2 separate regions of the Homo sapiens genome follow, and region 1 is linked to region 2. The links are chromatin contacts, found by Hi-C or POLR2A ChIA-PET in ENCODE. All regions are on one chromosome and are shown on one strand. The core of a region is the stretch at or near the end of the contact, and the rest is flanking DNA. Distances in the headings are between cores, read along the strand shown. Region 1 overlaps LOC100506403 (a long non-coding RNA gene). Region 2 has its middle 250 kb from the start of RUNX1.

Evidence for each region. Hi-C counts contacts between places; a loop is a spot of excess contacts on that map. ChIA-PET counts read pairs that join two places held with the same protein, here RNA polymerase II (POLR2A). Pooled maps may share reads with other maps.
Region 1: a loop to region 2 is called in a pooled map, with 2.4 times the contacts of the local background. The contact joins two enhancer-like sites. A Hi-C loop is called at or near these places in 1 of 168 maps with a recorded cell type or tissue (MCF 10A) and 2 of 50 pooled maps. POLR2A ChIA-PET finds 5 or more read pairs at or near these places in 3 of 52 experiments (AG04449, AG04450 and Panc1).

What each region holds. Positions count from the first base shown.
Region 1 is chr21:35,394,593-35,397,422 of GRCh38, reverse strand. All of the region lies in intron 2 of LOC100506403 (a long non-coding RNA gene), which reads left to right. Among named protein-coding and RNA genes, the nearest start is that of MIR802, 320 kb to the left of the region's middle. Within about 2 kb of position 1,507, at least 3 of the 41 ENCODE cell types and tissues checked have a DNase peak (open chromatin) inside an H3K27ac peak, as active enhancers do.
Region 2 is chr21:35,293,085-35,296,314 of GRCh38, reverse strand. No RefSeq gene overlaps it. Among named protein-coding and RNA genes, the nearest start is that of RUNX1, 250 kb to the right of the region's middle. Within about 2 kb of position 1,699, at least 6 of the 41 ENCODE cell types and tissues checked have a DNase peak (open chromatin) inside an H3K27ac peak, as active enhancers do.

The sequences.
Region 1 (2,830 bases), core at 258-2,757, 100 kb before region 2:
TCTGCCCCCAGTTTCTCCTTTTGATGGACAGATGCCTGCTTCCTTTCTACCTCTGACATAGAGTGCCGCTTCCAGACTATTGGCAAGAAAGGCCACATAAAGAAACCATTGCCGGCCGGGCGCCGTGACTCACGCCTGTTACCCCAGCACTTTGGGAGGCCGAGGCGGGCAGATCATGAGGTCAGGAGATCGAGACCATCCTGGCTAACACGGTGAAATCCCGTCTCTACTAAAAATACAAAAAATTAGTCGGGCGTGGTGGCAGGCGCCTGTAGTCCCAGCTACTCGAGAGGCTGGGGCAGGAGAATGGCGTGAACCCGGGAGGCGGAGCTTGCAGTGAGCCGAGATTGCGCCACTGCACTCCAGCCTGGGCGACGGAGCGAGACTCTGTCTCAAAAAAAAGAAACCATGGCCCACCTCTTATGAAGTTCCTTCTCATAGGATCATAATGAATGGAGAGTTGAGTCGTCCTAAATTGAAAGTGCAGGTCTTGGAGTCAGATGAGCCTAAGTTAAAACTCATAACCCACTCACTGGCTGTGTGACACTGGACAGGTTATTACCCTCTCTGAGCTGAGCTCTTTCCTCCACCATCTCCTAAAGCTACTGTGAGAACTGAAGGAGACAAGGTCTCTTGAGTGCTTAGCATGGCTTCAGTGCACTGTGGATGGCCCATAAGCAATATTGGTTTTGTATTGTTGCCACTGTTTTTATTATTATTAATAAATTGCAGGATCCTCCATAGAAGCAGGGTGATGTACAAGATGTGAGAAGAAAACAAAAGGCAGAATGGTTTGAGGGGCAGAGGGTTATTTATGGGTTTGGGTATTGTGCGGATGGGAGATTAGGAAACCAAACAAGAAGCTCCATCTGGAGTTGTTGAGGATGCATTGACCAGACCACAATCCACAGCCAAGAAGTCTACCTTCCAGGAGAGCTCAGTTCTTATTTTCATCAGACTATAGGCCTGTGCTGAGATGGTCATGTTTCACCATGCCCAACAATCCATGACTAGGGAACCAAATTCTGAAGTCAAACTCTTAAAAATCCTCCCCTTCTAGAAAGGTGCCATTGAGACAATCCTTATATCTCAGTCCTGAGCATCCCAGCCCTCCATGGCATCTGTTGTCACCATTCCCAGGACTTTCCTCCCTGACAGGTCATCTGGGCTGTCACTGCTGGGTAGGGTCCCAGGTTCATGGCCCCAGACAAAAAGCTTCCTGGTCATTGCTGGGCTCTCCCCAATCCTCTCCCACAGTTTAGCTGGTGTTCTCTACCTCCTGTCTGGGTCCTGCCCTTCACCTGCCTTGGTGGTCTCTTTGTCCTGCTTAGGTCAGCCCTGAGCAGCCATGGGGCTTAAGTAAAATGCCAGAAGGTTTTCCATCTTGCCTTATGGGTGCTACTCTTCCGACCCAACCCATTCTCACATTGCCAGGGCATATAACTCTGTCTTTTCCTTTCCTGTCTGTCAAAGCTCAAGATGATTCATAGGATTCAAGCTATTTTTCACTCTTCCTGATTTGTACTGGTTTCTCTAATCCCTCTACTGCATGAGTCAGCAAGACTCAACATTTGATAGAGAACTTATTTTTAAAATATTTTTAAAATATTAAAAAAATAAAATTTATTTTTAAGTTGAAGGATATTTTGAGTCAATTAGAATTAATTTTGAATAGGACTGAGATTAGGGGCCTGAGAAGAATATCATTGGCCGTAATCAAAGAAGTAGAGTGATCCAATATTCTTTTTATTTATTCATCTTTCTCTCTTTAAAAATGTGATAATATATATATATAGCATACAGGCGCCTGTAGTCCCAGCTACTCAGGAGGCTGAGGCAGGAGAATGGCGTGAACCCGGGAGGCGGAGCTTGCAGTGAGCCAAGATCGCGTCACTGCACTCCAGCCCGGGTGACAGACCAAGACACCTTCTCAAAAAAAAAAAAAAAAAATATATATATATATACATATATATATATATATATATACATATATATATGTATATATAAAATAATATTTATCATTTTAACTATTGGTAAGTTTACAACCCAGTGGCATTAAAGTATATTGACAGTGCTGTGTACCCATCACCACTATCTATACCCAAAACTTTTTCATTGCTGCCAGCAGAAACTCTGTACACATTAAACAAAAGCTCCTTTTACCCCCGACAGCCCTTGGTAACCTTTATTTGTTCATCTTTTTAACCACTGAGAAGTGAACTCAGCTAGCTCACTATGCGTATTGGTTTTCTATTGCTTCATACCAAATTACCACAAACTTAGTGACTGCAAACAACCCATATCAATGGTCTCACAGTTCCTGTAGGTATGAAGTCTAGGCTGGCTATGGCAGGGCTGTCTGCTGGTGGTTTCACAGACCACAATTAAGATGTTGAACGGACTACCATACTGTTCCCATCTAAAGGTGCTGTGGTTCTCATCTGAGGCTTAGGATGCTTTTCCAAGTTCACTGTTAGTGGGATTCATTTCTCTGTGGTTGTATGGCAGAGGTCCTTATTTTCTTGCTAGATGTTGGTCCAGGAAGGCTCTTGGCTTCTAGAGGCTGCCTGCCGTTCCTTGCTGTGTGGCCCCTGTAGGTGGTTCACCACATGATAGTTGCTTCTTTCAGGCCAACAAGAGCACATGTCTCTGACTTTCTCCTCTGCAACCAGGTGGAGTAAACACTCTTAAAGACCTCGTTTGATGAATTAGCCTCATCCCAAATAATCTGCCATTTGCATATAATGTAATATAATTCCAGGACTGATACCTTATCGTATTCGAAGGTTCTGCTGATACTTGGAGGAAGGGATTTTATAGGGCTTACATA
Region 2 (3,230 bases), core at 450-2,949:
TAGGACATATGTACAGATACCTAGATGTGTGAGTGTATCTATAGGTGTGTGTGTGTGTTGGTGTGTGTGTTTGTGTGTGTGTATATATGTGTAAAATACATATATGAAAGGAGATTTGAGGAATTGGTTCATGTGATTATGGAGGCTGAGAAGACCCACGATCTGCTGTCAAGAAGCTGGGGACCAAGGAAGGCTGTTGGTTTAATTTAGTCCAAGTCTCAGGACTTGAGAGGCAGGGATGCTGATGGTATAAATTTCAGTCCAAGAGCTGGAGAAGATGAGGTGAGATGTACCAGCTCAAGCAGGCAGGAAGTAGAAGAATGAATTCCTCCTCCCTCTGCCTTTTGTTTCATTCAGTCTCTCAGTGGGTTGGGTGATGCCCACCCATCCTGGGGAGGGAATTCTAATTTACTGAGTCCATTGGTTCAAATACGAATCTTACCCTGAAACGCCCGCACAGACACACCCTGAAATCACGTTTCATTTGAGCTTCCTGTGGCTCATCTAGTTGACACACAAAACTAACACACCTGATAAAATAGTGGCACTCTCAAAAAACTAAGGTTGTTTGATGCTCAACTAGGCAAGTAAAGCAATAAAGGACCTGCAGTGAGGATGTGGTGGGAGTTCCTAGACCCTCAGCAATGTGCGTTTTTTTCTGAAGTGCCTTGTGGCTGTCGGGTCGCTGGTTCCCCTTAAGTAGCCCAGTGGAGGTGAGAGGTTCCCCTTAGAGCAGTGTAGTTGAGATTTGAGCTTTGGTATGAAATAGACCTATCTTCTGTCACTTCTTAGCTTTGTAACACTGTAATGCTAATCTTTCCAAGCTTCAAGATCACCTTCTGTAAAATGGAAAGTAAAATACTACCTTGTTAGGGTTGTTGAGGTGACCGAGGAGAAAGCATGTGTGCTTAAGATGATGTCTGGCATATTAAAGGTATTTCTGAAATGTTGGTTATAATTATTAGCATCAGCTGCAAATAAAAGCATGTGGGGTGGTGGATAAACATTTCACAGCACACATCTGTCCCCAGACAAGAAGTACTATTCTGCAGCCAGGACTTAATGCCATTCACTTGTGTTTTGCTTGTTTGTTTGTTTCCTTGATAGGTTTTCACCAAACTAATGGAGAAGGCCAGTGGGGAGTTTCCAGATGTGTCACTCAAAAGACAAAAAGCTCCATTACTGTCCTCACTTTCTTCTTATTAAAATCATGCTCACCTTCTCCAAGCCAATCAGTTCTCTTTATAGTCACTGTCACTCCATCTCAGCTGATGAGGGATGAAAACAGTTTGGGTTTGGTTGGATAAATGGAAACTGTGGGGCAGCAGCTCCCTCCTTTCTGAAGCTGTTTTCCCCTTGCTCATTGGCTCTGATAAGGAGATATAAACATAATGAGATGCCAGGTTGGGAGAGAGTGAAAGACAATGGAACCCACGTTCAAAACAAAGCTAGACGCCCTGTGTCGATAGCAGGGCTCAGGGCCAGTGTCTGGCAACATGACAGTAAAGGCTTAAAAAAAACACAACACAGATTTTAAAAACAGAGCTTCAGCTGTTTTACCACCACACAGTAATTGGCCACAGGGAAACTTGCTACTGGCACCTGGCCGTGGAGGTAATTATCCTTCTTCTCCCAGGAGCATAATAACTGCATTGTTTGACTGGTGAGTCGTGCAGGGGTGCAATCTGAAAGTGAGAGAAGGCCGACTGAGAGCATGAAAAGAAGGAAAGGTGTGGCCTTTGATGTGTTTCCAGGCCTGGGTCGGGGACCTGAACTGTGAGAAATAAGCATGTCAGAGATCTTTGTCTTCTCACCTGTGAAGACACTTTTAACATTGCAAATCCCCGCCTTTATCTGCACAGAACCCATTAAATCAACTCGGCACAGCTGTCATCAGCTGAGGCCCGAAATCAAAGCTCAAACTTGGGTTTGACTTTATTGACACGCCTCACTAGCAAAAGCGAGATCGGATAACTTTAGGCTGAGATAATTCAGGTAGATCCGGGGGTTGTGTGTTGTTTCTTACCATGGCTTATCAGACGTTTTCCAGACAAGCTCTTCTGGCGCAAGTGAAACAATACTGAACATTTTTTTGATGCAGAGGATGCCAAGCAAGTTATGCTCAAAGGCCTGAGTTCCAAGAAGCAGCAGCGTTCATTCACCCATCTGTCCCACACACATTCCCTAGGTGTTGATCCTTGCTGGGACAGGGGAGTGTTGAAGATGACCTAAAAGTGGGCTTGAATGTCAAGGAATGCATTGTCTAGTCTGGCATCTCATATATACAATAATATAGCCATGGTAGAAATAGTGCATGCCATAAAATAAATAGAAGTTAGATGTGAAGGAACTATGAAAGAGACTTGATTTTTTTTTCTTGGAGAAGATCGGACAAGGCACGATAAAGGAGGAACCAGTAGAAATGGACCTTAAAAAACGGGATGGGGTTTGAAATTCTGACGAAGAGGTAAATGTCATTAAAGGTAAAGATATGCAACGTTTTTATCTGTGTTTTTTTCTTATATTATAATTCAGGTTTATTTGTATTGTAATAGTACATTCTAAATTCTGAGTGTGGAATTCAGGAAGGCTTCATATTTAGAGGACAGGAAAACATTTCTTTTTCATGTATCCACTTGGGCCTTAGTGTTTATAGTCATAAAACATAATCAACATTTACGATTATTTTTAAATTTTAAAAGTCTTACTTATTAGGTTCTTAGCCCTTTAGTTACCAAACACTGCATTTGATATTGAGAGATGAACAGAATATGTAAATATAGCAGAAAACTTCACAAGAAATTAATAGGAGTCTAAAAAATCCAGGTGTTATTTTTGATACTCTTCAAAATTAGGTGGAGAAGGAGAAAGTTCCATTTTCTAGGAGTTTATTTTCACTTCCAATTTACTTTTGAGTTATTTGTTATATCCCCTACTCCACGTGTTACACAATATTCTAAATCGATTTTCTCACTGAATAGAGTCTACTTATCAGATAGGTTTAAGTGTATGCTGATTAAGTGTAAAAACTAGAGTGCCCTGCCTGTGTCACAAAAAGTCCATATTATTTTTGTCTTAATTGTTTTGTGTTCACATACAATTAAGTTCAATAGACGTCGGTGTACTGATTAATAGTCTCTTTAAAGTCACTATAATGTAGTTTCAAAATTGGTTCTGTTATTCAAATGCAAACTTTTATGCTCAATCATTGTGTATTAAATATACCACTC